Regions from separate parts of the Mus musculus genome. Here region 2 is linked to region 1. Evidence: chromatin contacts called from ENCODE Hi-C or POLR2A ChIA-PET data. All regions are on one chromosome and are shown on one strand. The core of a region is the stretch at or near the end of the contact, and the rest is flanking DNA. Distances in the headings are between cores, read along the strand shown.

What was found. A loop is a pair of places that touch in the nucleus more often than their neighbours do. ChIA-PET counts read pairs that join two places held with the same protein, here RNA polymerase II (POLR2A).
Region 2: a map of heart shows a loop between it and region 1 (6-fold over the local background). The contact joins the enhancer-like site here to the promoter of Chst11 in region 1. A Hi-C loop is called at or near these places in 4 of 37 maps with a recorded cell type or tissue (Patski and heart). POLR2A ChIA-PET finds 5 or more read pairs at or near these places in 1 of 5 experiments (embryonic stem cell).

Annotation. Positions count from the first base shown.
Region 1 is chr10:82,982,363-82,988,396 of GRCm38, forward strand. Chst11 (carbohydrate sulfotransferase 11) reads left to right here and starts at 3,135. Exons shown (of 3, transcript NM_021439.2): 1 at 3,135-3,620. The coding sequence starts at 3,503.
Region 2 is chr10:83,081,092-83,087,125 of GRCm38, forward strand. All of the region lies in intron 1 of Chst11 (carbohydrate sulfotransferase 11), which reads left to right. Among named protein-coding and RNA genes, the nearest start is that of Chst11, 99 kb to the left of the region's middle. Within about 2 kb of position 2,885, at least 1 of the 3 ENCODE cell types and tissues checked has a DNase peak (open chromatin) inside an H3K27ac peak, as active enhancers do; it is heart, where a contact is called at or near this core.

The DNA of each region.
Region 1 (6,034 bases), core at 1,885-4,384:
CCCAGGGCAAAGGGGGGTCTAGAGAAATGACAGAAACAAGATTTGAAGAGCCAGCCGAGTCAGTCGCAGGAAGGCGGCTCCCCACACATGTTCCACTTGTGGTTCATAGGAGAACCACACTTCCTGACCTAGGTGTGATTCCAGGCAGCCTTGTGACAGGTCCTGGCCAATAAATGAAGCTCAGAAACCCCATGTACCCCCTGAGGGCTAAGATGACTTAGTTATTTAGTGAGATGTTCCCTGTTCTCAAGCCTTGCAAAGGGCACCATTCTAGAACAACATCTTTCAGCCTTTGAGTTGCAACCCCTTTTGGGGCTGCTTTGGAATACCGGGAGACACAGATATTTACACTGCAATTCATACCGGTAGCAAAATTGTAATTATGAAGTTCCAACAAAAATAATTTTATGGTTGGGGATCACCACAACATGAGGAGCTGTATTTAAGGGCTGCAGCATTAGGAGGGGTGAGAATCTCTGTTCTAGTAATGCTGCTTCACCTCGTCTGCAAGACACATCCAAGGTACAGCCCTGCTGCCCATCGCAGTAGATAAACAGCAGCTGTTGGTGTAGCCCAAGTGCTTTAAGGCACCAAAAGTAGGGATTCTCTGTCATTGCCATAGAACCGTGCCTGTCTTAACAGATATGTTGGGAAAACAAAGCTGACTTATTTTATTTCGCTGGAGCAGAGACTGAACCCAGGACCTCATGCACGTTAGCCAAGAGCTCTACCACTGAGCTAAAGCCAAAGCCCAAAGCCTGGCTTTAGAAGCAGTCGTCTTACTTTGGGTCATCACTGAAAAGATACAATCTTCTTTTTTTTCTCCACATCTTATCAGTTGATTGTCCTTTTTCTTGTCAATGTCAGTAAGGTAGCACAGGCAAAGGGGAAATAAGTTTTTGTTAGACCAGGGACAGAAAGAAAGTGGAGACTTCCTTTGCAGTTGGTAAGTTTACAGCTTGACATGGGACTAAGAATCAGAACCTCTCCACTGACTACAAGTATGCTGTGGACAGCAGGGTCATAGCCTGTTGCCATTGGCTATGACCGTACACCTGAGAGGGTTCTACCTTACCTTCCTAGTCTAAGAGATAAATACCTCGCCATTTGTGACTTCCACCCGCTGTGTGCCAGTTGTACTGGGTATCAGAGTGGGATGGAGGGAGAGGAAGTCACCTTGATCCTTCAGGAGAGTTCTGTCTATAGGGCACAGTGGCTGGAGGTGGGGTCGGATCTGGAGCACAGAGGAGGAAAGAGAAGCCCAGTGAGAAATTAGGGGATACTTCCTGGAAGACGTGGCAAGTCACTGGCACAGCCTCTTCCGATTCTGTATGTTGGGCCAACCCAGATTTTGAGGATGCAAGCATGGATACCTGGCAAGGCTCTCCGTCCTTCTCCGGCACATGGTTCAACTCAATCTTCCAAAACCCCCAAAGACTCACATTTCTCACGTCTTCCTTGGGTGTGTGACTACCCAAACTGGCTTATTATGAATGTCCAGGCTCAACAGTGTGGTTTTCTGCCTTGGGCAGAAAGATGATGGAATGAAAGGCATGCAAATCCCTCTTCATCGTGCTTTGGTTAAAGAAGATAATGGCACGCCTGTAATGAGCAGCCCTGCAGGCCCTCTGGGGGATATGCCCCTACAAGGGGTCCATCCTCCCACCCAGTGCACTAGGAGGAGACTATACAGCAGTGCCTACTCACATCATGTGGGGACTCCCTGGGGAGTGGCTTGTATTGGAGCATGTATATCTCGGCCACCTCAGCAAGCAACTCATTCATAAAGGAGCAGCAAAATAATACTGGCTACATAAATATCTCCCTGTAATTGACTCTTGTCTGAATCACAGGAAGCCTGCGGACTTTCTCTGCTGAAGGGAAAACTTCAGGAGAAGGAAGAGGAGGTTTGGAGGCGTTTCTGGATACATGTATCAGAAAGCAACTTGTGAGTCTGTCAAATGTGAGGGGAGGATAAGGCCCATTACATTCAGATTCGACAAGAATTTATCAGTGCCCCTGTGAAGAGACACATTCAAAGGTACAATGTCTTATGGAATCCAGCATTCTGTAAATGCATTTAATGGTAAAGTAGAAAGGTCAGGCTTTACAATAACCCTGCTTTCCTGGCATAAAAGTGATCTCCTTATCATTGACCCGCGTCCACCTTATTGATCCTTGGCCACCCAAATGCATGGAGCTGAGCATTTAACAACATTTTACACAATGCAGGTAAGCAGCGCCATCTTTCTCTCTACCTGCCAAGGCTAAGCTGGCTTGGATCTCCCCCTCCCAGCCTCCACTCCCAACACTTTGTTGGACTTTTAGGGGCGTCTTTTCACATCCGTCCGACTGATTCTCATACACTTCGAATAAATTACAGAAAGCTGTACCTTTTGGTGAAACAGTTTTAAAAGCTACAAACCCGCTTTGCCCCGAGGGGTGCGGGTGAGGGCACGTGTCAGAAAGGCTAGCAGCGGCAGTCACCAGATCCTGGGATGCCGGAACAGTTTCCCTAACCTTGACTTTAAGTCCGCTCTCTTTAACCTCTTTGCAAAAGCAGCCCTCAAGCTGAGCTGTCCTTTGAAAGAAAAACGGAACTGCCCAGTTTTTGATCAGTATGAGAAGGGCATCCGCTCTTAGGGGAGCGTGGGGCAACTTCCCCTGCTAAACCGCCCAGGGATTGTAAATGGTCGCGTGTCAGCAGGGCTCCTGTTTGCCTCTGTCACCTAACCTGCTTCTCGCCACACCGGAGAACGGGTGGCAGCACTACAGCATCTTATTCATGGTTTTCCCCCATCCCGGTTGTGTCATGGAAACGTTCACGCAACCTCGAGACAGCGGCCCAGCTCCGCCCAGGGACTGAGGGCTTTTGGGACCCTGCGGGAGCGTGCTGCGCACTCCGGACTCCCCGGGAAACAGCTGGACGCGACCACGTCTCGGGTAGGGGCGGGGGGAGGCGACGCTCCGCCCCGGCGCGGCCCCGCCCTCCCCGCTCGCCGGCGCCCTCCCCTCGCCGGGGGCTGCGAGTTGCGTTTGGTAAAACCCAGCCCTGGAATATATAGATCACTGGAGCGCAATGAAGTAGCTTTTGGCGAGGGAGGGAGGGAGGGGGGCCTGGACAGTCACAGAGGCCAGTGCACGGCGGCGGCGGCACCTTCCTTCTCGCATCCCGGTCGCCCGGCCCGTGAGGAGGCAGCGGCGGCCGCAGGCGCCAGCAGAGGAGGCGGCGGAGCATCGAGCAGAGGCGAGGCGGACCGGCAGGAGCGCGCGGCCGGAGCCACGCATCCTCACACTTGCACACCAACTCCTGCGCCTTTCACCCTCTAGACCAGAGTCGGGGCCTCGGAGAGCCTCGGTGAAGCTAGCGGGAGCCAGCTCCGGAGCCCAGCCAGCTCTGTTCTGAGCCTCCCCGGTGCTGGTACCCCCGCGGCGGGGTCCCCGCTTCTGCGCTCGGGACGCGCCTCCCGGACAGCCGGGTCCCCGCGGCCAGGACAAAGCCATGAAGCCGGCGCTGCTGGAAGTGATGAGGATGAACAGAATTTGCCGGATGGTGCTGGCCACTTGCTTCGGATCCTTTATCTTGGTCATCTTCTATTTCCAAAGTATGTTGCACCCAGGTAGGGGGCGCGTTAGCGTGGTTTTGTTGGATATTTTCTCCTCTCTCGCTCTGCTTTCTGCTTCTTCCAACCTCACCTCTTCCCTTCGGCCTCTTCGGGGCTCTTTACTGCCGGGATCCGCGGGTCACGGAGTTGGGATGGGAAGAGAAGGTGCGCTTCCTCTTCCTCCCATCTCCAGGCTAGAGGTTGAGACTGCAAGGAGAGACAGCGGCGCGTGTTGTTGCCTCCTTTTTCTTTTCTTTTCTTTTCTTTTTTTCTTTGTGTCTTGTCTATTGGCTAGGTGGCATAGAAAGGTAGGGCTTGTTGGAAGCTGCCCGGGTTGATGGGAAGACTACAAAACTCTGTCCGGGTTGCTGCTGAGGGCTGAGGTGAAGCAGGCGCTGGCAGCCGGCTGTTCTGCGCCAGGCAGCGCTGCCTCTTCCTGGTTGGGGACCCCCGGGCGAGTGGTGCACGCCCCGGCTGGGTAGTGAGTCCCTGCAGCCGCCTGGGAAGCCCCAAGCCCAGCTACCACGTGTTCCAAGCTCAGCAGCAGAGCAGGTGTGGGGACAGAGTGGGTAGGTTCCCTGCTCTTCTCTCCATCGGGGGAGATATTTTGCGAAAACACCCCAGGGTCCAGCACGGTGGTGACTTTGCAGCTGTTGCTCCTGGGCCTGGTCTACCATCTCCTGGCCCCAGACCCCCCAGCTAGGAACTCCAGAGCCTTTGGGCTGCACTTTGACCATCAAAGCTCTTGGAGATACTTTGTGCAGTTTCATCCCTTCTTCTTGGGTTCTGAGCATTTAGAGACTTCTGCAGCACAGGAACGAATCCTTCCTCACGTCTTCTCTGGCTTAGGCTAAATACCAAGTCTCCTATCAGGATAGGCAGGGCCTAGGCACCCCTCATCCCGGGGGTCCAGAAGGAAAGTTTGGTGCTAGAGAAGAGAGGGGCGCCCTGGAGTGCTCTGGCCGGGCTGTGCTGCATGGTTTAGAAGCCCAACAGGTAGGACTTTCTAAGACGGTTCTGTATGTGGCCACCCAGCCTTAGACTTGGGAACCCCTTTCCCCATTTCTTCTGGATCAATAGACCTGTACTGGGTCACCTTGACATATTTTGACTCCTCAGAGTCGCTACAATAATCATTTCCTTTCCTAATAGCAGGGAGGAAGGGGGTGGGGTGGAAACACGTATCTTTCCAGGGAAATAAGGCTGTTTTTTTTTTTTTTTTTTTTTTTTTTTTTTTTTTTTGCCTCCCGCCTTCTTTACGTGTATAGCTAACACTTTCAGTAGACTCAGCCGCGAATTCATCAAGCCAGACAGAGCCGTAAAGCTGTTCCTTGCATCAAACAGGCAGGGATTCCTTGACAGCGCAGGGACAGACTGGCCTCTCTTCCTTTTGGGGCTCACAACAGTTGTTAAGGAGGTCTGGCTGCCAAGAATATGGTCTTGTGCTACCCGGACACCCCAGCCAGTCCTGGTAAAAGATGGCTTTTGTTTGCAGCTCATATTTTTAGTCTAATGTCAGCAAACTCCTTACTCAAACCTGTGGTTGTGAAACTTGTGAGAGAATTTAAAAATGGACTTTGCTGGCATTCTGGGTTGCAAGAGGGTGGGACCAGACACACGGGCATCTCAAGAGTGCCAAGCTCCAGGGGCCACCCAGAACCAAGCCAGAGGGCTAGAGGACAGGCTGGTATGCAGATATAATGAAGCTAATGCTGTTTAAACAAAGGGCCCAGTGATTTGGTCTAGACTTCAGAGCTGTGTTCAGGCCTATTCAAGTTTTGCTGGGATGGTGCGTGCCCGGTAATTCTCAGCAGAAGTGCTTAGACCAGGAGTGTATGGAAGGAATGTACGTGAACCTCTGTGCACCTGTAAGTTGTCCATCAGAATTCCCTTAGCATGAATCCTGTGGTGAACTACGAAATAAGCTTTACTCAAGACACGGAGGAAAAAACTCACAACCTGTAGCCAGGGCCTTGCGTTTCCAGCTTTCTAATCATCAGAATTTAACTTATCAATTGACTTGGAAGTGGCTGTAGGGTTTTTTTTTTTCAGTGTAGCCTTCTGGAACTTTTAGCCTTGTCCAAGCCTGTGGGTCACTGAATACTGTCTTTGATCCTGCTGGGCCCTTCCCTTCCTGGTCTCCTTTCTTTTCACTAAATGACATTTGTTTATAATTCATATCACCAGGAGCCTGCTTTTGCTGAGCCCTCTTTTAGTGCCAGGCAAATGCAACTTTCAAGACATCGACCTGGATACGAACCTACAGACGTTTGATTGAAAGTTCTTACTTGAAATTATACATAGTGCCGCAGAACTCCCTGTCAGTACTAGTAATATGGGCATAAATTTATGATTTGGAAACAGTGTTGTTTTTTTTTTATCTCTTGTTTTTTTTCATTTTGTTAATATCTATGGTTGATAGTTGAGAT
Region 2 (6,034 bases), core at 1,635-4,134, 98 kb after region 1:
CCGCAAACGTGGGTATGGTTAATAGGATGCAGCTGCAGTGGCTTTCCCAGCTGGCCACACTTCAAGAAGATTCGATGCACAGCAGAGCCATCCTTGCCCCCCTTCCCATCCCACCCACCTGTGGCTCCTCCCCAACACCCGCTTTCACACCCTTCGCCCCCTGCACACTCATTCAATGGCAGCGGCAGCGACAAAGATCCTGTGCAAGCATCTTGGAATCTGAGACATATGCTGCCTTCTCATTTGCAAGATCTCTTGGGGGCAGGAGATGGGGATGGCTCGGTGTTATTGGCAAGTGGGGCCCTGGGTTCCATCCCCCCACCTTGCAGATGTGAAGAGGAGACGGGAAAAGAGCTCCCTGGTAGGGCTGCAGGTAATGGTTGGTTTTCCCAGGGGAGATTCCAGCCCTTTGTTTAGAACATGGCTTTCAGTTACATCTTTAGCACTGGGTCTGCTGTTCTGTTGAAGTCATTGTAAGGAAGAGCAATCAGAAGCAGTCCAGCACTGCTTTTATTTCTATCGCTGGCTCACATGTAGGTCTGTGTCAGTGAGATCCTCGCCTCCTATTGGAATTCTGATGTGCCAACCCCATTTCCATGATTTTACATCAGTATTTTTAATTACAGTAGTATGTTTAACTCATTAGTAATATACCAATGTTTATTAAAATGCATGTAAGTGGACTTTAATTCATGAAATTATCTCTCTAACTTTGGCCATCTAGAATGTTTCCAGTGTTTAACTAACTGATAGAAAGAAAACACAATAATGAATGTGCATGTGTGTGTGTGAATGAATGTGAGTGTGAATGTGTGTTTCTGTGTGTATGTCTGTATCTATATGTGTGTGTGTCTATGTGTGTGGGGGGGTGGGTGGGTGCATGCATGAGTGTGCATATGAATGTGTGTCTGTGTCTGTCTGTCTGTCTGTCTGTATATGAGTGGGTCTGTGTGTGAGTATGTGTGTCTGTATGTGAGTGTGTATGTTTGTGTGAGTGTGTGTGTGTGTATGTGTCTGTGTTTAGACTAGAGGTCAATTTCAGGGTATTCCTCTGGAGTTGTCCACTCCATCCATCTATCCATCCATCCATCCATCCATCCATCCATCCATCCATCCATCCGCAGGGTCTGAACATGTAGAACTCTATATGACCAGGTTGACCTTAGGCTCCCAGAGGGCAACCTGCCTCTTCCACCTCCCTAGTGTTGGATTAAAGGTGTGCACCACCAGGGCCACCACTTCATTTTTTTCACGTGAGGTCTCTAAACTGGTCCAGAGTTTACTAAGTAGATGAGGCTGGCTGGCCCGCTAGCCCTAGGAATCTGCCTCTCTACTCTCCCTGTCCTGGGATTTGGAGCAGAAGCACTGGGCCTGGCTTTTTAACACAGGCTCTGGGTATCAAATTCAGCCGCGTTCTTGTTCCTCGAACATTTTGCCAGTTGCACTGTTCCCCAGATCCCGCAGGATGGATTTCTACCCCCACTATGCTTCCTTTCTGTCATGTCCTCCCCTCGGTGCCATTTTCCCAGAGGGAAGCTGGTTGGTCGGTTTGAAGAGTTTAAACCTTCCTGGCTCCGGTGACGTGACACACACAGCCATGTTTTTCAAGCAGTGTTGACTCCCTTGGCTTCTGTGCCAGAAACACATCAGACAGGTGGGTGACTGAAAGCTCAATTCCTTGTCTTTAATTCACCTACAGAAGGGGAAATAGAAGGTTGGGTTGCTGGGTGGCTGCCTTTTAAAGTTCTGGCTCTTTATGACTTGACTGTGTGTCCTTCTGGTGGGATTCTATCTCGTCGTCTGGAGGAGAGACAGACCCACTGGCCAGCAACCCTCTGAGCAAGCATCCAGGCCCTTTGCCCCTTATCTTCAGCAAGGCCATGCACCGCCAGCCTCCTCTGCCCATGGCAGTTGGGTTGCTCCCCTTGGCTCTGAAATAACTCCATCCCCGCAGATTGTGTGTGCGTGCTGCGTTGCAGCAGTGAGATTTTGGCTTGAATTGGAAGAGAGACAATTTTTTGAGGCATTCTTCTGGGGAATAATTAGGAAAAAGAATAGGTAGTTGTCATCGGGAAGCATGCCTAATGGTCTTTCATCTGCCGCTTACCTGGGGCCGGGGCTTGCTCTCAGCCTCTGCATGGGCGATCTGTTTAGGATTCACAGCACACACGTGTTAGTGTGCTAGAGTTGTGTAACAAATGAGCACACACTGGATGTTTCAAAGCCACAGAAATTTGTTCTCCCACATTCTGGAAAGTTGATACACAAAGTGAAAGTGTAAGTTGGCTGTGTTCCCTCGAAGGCTTCTCTAGGGGAGAATCCTTGCTCCACCTTGCACCCTGGCTTCTGGCAGCTCCAGGCAGCCCTTGCCATTCCATCTTGTCATCGAGTCGTTCCAGTGCCTTTGGCCATCTTCTTCCGCTATCTTCCCTGTGTATGTCTGTCTTCTTCTTTTATTAGGCACCAGTCATGTGGCTTGGGACCCACCCTCATCCACTGTGACCTCGTCTCCATGTAACTACAGTTGTACTAGTAAAGACTCTATTTCCAAATAAAGTTTCATTTTGAGGTTCTGAAATATGAATTGGCAATGGGGCACAGTTCCACCCAGAGCACCATGTTTCCTGCCTTCTGGGATAGAGTCAAAGAGGAAAGGAAGAGGCTGGGAGGACTCAGAGTCTTCCAAGAGGTCTCGAGAAAGACAAGGGCAACTGTCCCTTTGATAGTCACAGGGAAAGGCTGGTACTCCAAGCGAGAGACTAGCCTGCAGGTCTAGTACAGGTGGCCTGCCCTGTACAGCTGACTGTTAAGGTGCCGCTGTCCTGTGCAGGGCTAAAGACTGATAGGGAGCCAACAGGTTTGGAGTTAATGGCCCCAGCTTCAGTAGCTTCAGCAAAGGCGACTCCTTGCCAAGAGCTTCGTCACTTGTCTGTAAGCGTGGGGGAACCCCAGAGGCAGACATCAACGTGTCCAAGTTGGAAAGTCAAACTTGGAGCACCAGACACCATAAGAAAGCATGCTGGCATGTTATCTGTAGCCTGCAAAATACATTCAGAAGCGTTCCAGGAAACTGCAGGGCAGGGGGTGAATTCCCCAGCAGTCAAGGCTGTGACTGAGAAAACTTAACCGCTCAAGGCTCGGCATGACTTCTGCATGGAGGATGCGAGATATGTGTTGCAATGCTGTCTGCTTTGTCTCATCGGAGGGGATATAAAGTGAATTTATAGGGGCTTTCCTGGGTCAGCTGCCAGCTCCTGCTCTTTGAACCACTTTTCCACGTAGTCTTGAGTTTCTCTGTTATAAAATTCGACCACTGTGGGGCTTTAGAGATAACATATGGTTAGTCTGGGATGTGGGCTGCTGCCCTTCATGCTTTATGGTCAGCCTGAAGTAGCTTTGTCACGTCTGTTAGCACAAGGCAGATTGTTATGTAAAGAAAAGGCTTCTAAAAAAACGTTCAAGTCCCAGATTGCATAGCCTACCTCTAAGAATCTCAGTGAACTCTACCAGTGAATCTCTAAAATGGCCTTTGATTAATATTTAGCCTTTAAGAAACTTTTTAGCTGGCTTTTAATAATTTAAATTGCATTTAAATTTTAAAGTCCCCTTTTGAATATGTCAGTTCCCAGAAGAAGAAGGTAACATCTAAATAATATAAGCCCGATCATTAAGATTTTAAAAAGGGCTTTTAACTTATACCAGGACAGAAATACTACTGTTCGATTAAATCTTACACGTTGCTGCTGTTAGCTGGATCTTCTCAAATGGGTCAGAATCTTGAAAATATTAATACTTATCCTGAAAACGTTGCTGTGCTTATTTTTGAAAGTAGTCTTTTGGAGCTGTGAATTTACGCATAAAGTTTACTCGTTTTAAGTGCAGCGTTCTACGGATGGGGCCAAATTGGCAGAGCTGGGCAGACCCCCTCGCTTCCCTGCTCCCCAGTTCAATTTATGTTCTCCATCATGCTAGCAAGAAATCCAAGTCTGTCAACTGTCACTCCTGGTCCCCAGTCCTGCCCTTGTGGCAGACTCAGAGCCACTTCCTGTATATTTACTTCTTTTGTACATATGTAATCTCTAATAATTTGAAACCATCCTTGGTTTTATGTTAAAAACTTGGTATTTTGGGCTATTTTGCAGTCACCATTTGAAGCCGTTCTGTGGGTCACACCGGTCTGATGGCTTTGGCTCAGAGCTGAGCTCAATCTGAGTGGGGCTCTTGCAGGACTTGAGTCACCAGCTCACACATAATTCCACCCAAGACCTGGCCCATCTGTCAGGCTCAAATATTAAGACGCTTCGGAGAGAGCTGACGGGTCTAGCACGTTCTGAGGGTCTGTTCTAGATGGTCACTCTGAGGTGGCCAACTACTGTCCCCATAAGAACTTGGGCGGGAGTTCTAGACACAGCTCCTAGACAGTTTCTCATATAGCGGACCAGGGAACCGCGTTCTTCCTTGACGTCCAGTGCCTCCCCTTCCTGTGCTTCCCCTTCCGGTACCTTCTCTTCCCGTGCCTCCCACTCCCTCCCTTCTCCCTATCCTCTGCTGTGCTCTGAGTGGGTGAGTGGCATTCTCTGCTGGCCAGAAGATCAATTTCCGAGTTTTTGTGTCTTAGCCCATTCTGGCTTCCATAACAACCAACCACAGACTGTTTAGCATCTAAACAGAAATGTATTTCTTACAAGTTCAAGGTACTCACAAATTAGTCTGCAGAACATCTGCTACCTGTTTCATGGGGTTCTGTGTTTTCTGTGTCCTCCTGAGGTAAGATACCATTTTTATCCAGAGAGGAACCCCCATTCTAAAGGCTCTGTCCCCATGGCTGACACCTCCCAGACTTTCAGTATAGGAATCTCAGGGTGACACAAACATTCTTTCCGTTGTTCCTTCTACTCTCCCAGAGTGGCTCCATCACACCCAGTTCTGAAGTCTCAGTCTCTCTCTCTCTCTCTCTCTCTCTCTCTCTCTCTCTCTCTCTCTCTCTCTCTCTCCCCCTCTCTTTGCCATGCATATCCACCCCCTGTGCCTGCACGAAGCCATCTCACCACAGTCTCTGAGACGCCCTCCTTGTCCCCCATGAGCTTGACTTAAGGCTTTAACAGGTGGTTTCCTTAGGCAGGACCTTGTGCTTTTGGAGGTAGACACAGCCCCCCAACTTGGTCATATTCCTGCAGAGAGACCAGAACCCTCAGGACTGGGAGAGGCGGTTGTGGAAGCCGTTGGTTCTGATGAATCCATTCAGTGGCCACTTTTATCTGGCAGGTGAAGTTTTGAGCGAGCAAGTCTGTTCTTCCATGCTGGGTAACGGGGCCCCTGGGGAAGGCTTCCCAGTCAGTGAGCCTCCTGGTTCTTAGATGAGTGCTATTGCTTGTCTTCCTCATAATGCTAGGAATATTTACTGAATTCTCAGGTTTATACCCTTGGCCTTCAGCAGCTGAGAGTTCTATTCAGCCTGGTCCTGCAGGGTATCAGGAAGGACTCCTTGCCTTGTGAGCTTAAATACTAATGGACACCGGTAGGGAATTGCCTGGAAGAGTCAGGTTTCTCCCAGCCTATGCAGCCGGAAGAGAGAAGGGAATGGGCTTCATGCTTACGAGTCGGCTGAGGAGTCCACTGGACATACACCACTACATGTACTGGGGAACATGCCATCGTGTATTAACCTTTCTCAGTCATCTACTGTCCCCATAAGAACTCGGGCGGGAGTTCTAGCCACAGCTCCTAGACAGTTTCTCATATAGCAGACCAGGGAACTGCGTTCTTCCTTGACGTCCAGTGCCTCCCCTTCCGGTGTTTCCCCTTCCGGTACCTCCTCTTCCGGTGCCTCCCACTCCCTCCCTTCTCCCTATCCTCTACTTTTGCCTGTTTGTTTTAGGTCTCCCCAAACTCTCTCTCTCTCTCTCTCTCTCTCTCTCTCTCTCTCTCTCTCTCTGTGTGTGTGTGTGTGTGTGCGTGTGTGTGTGTGTGTGTGTGTGTGTGTGTGTGTGTACATGTATGCACTTGTGCAGGTGGCATGGAAGCCAGAGGGGAT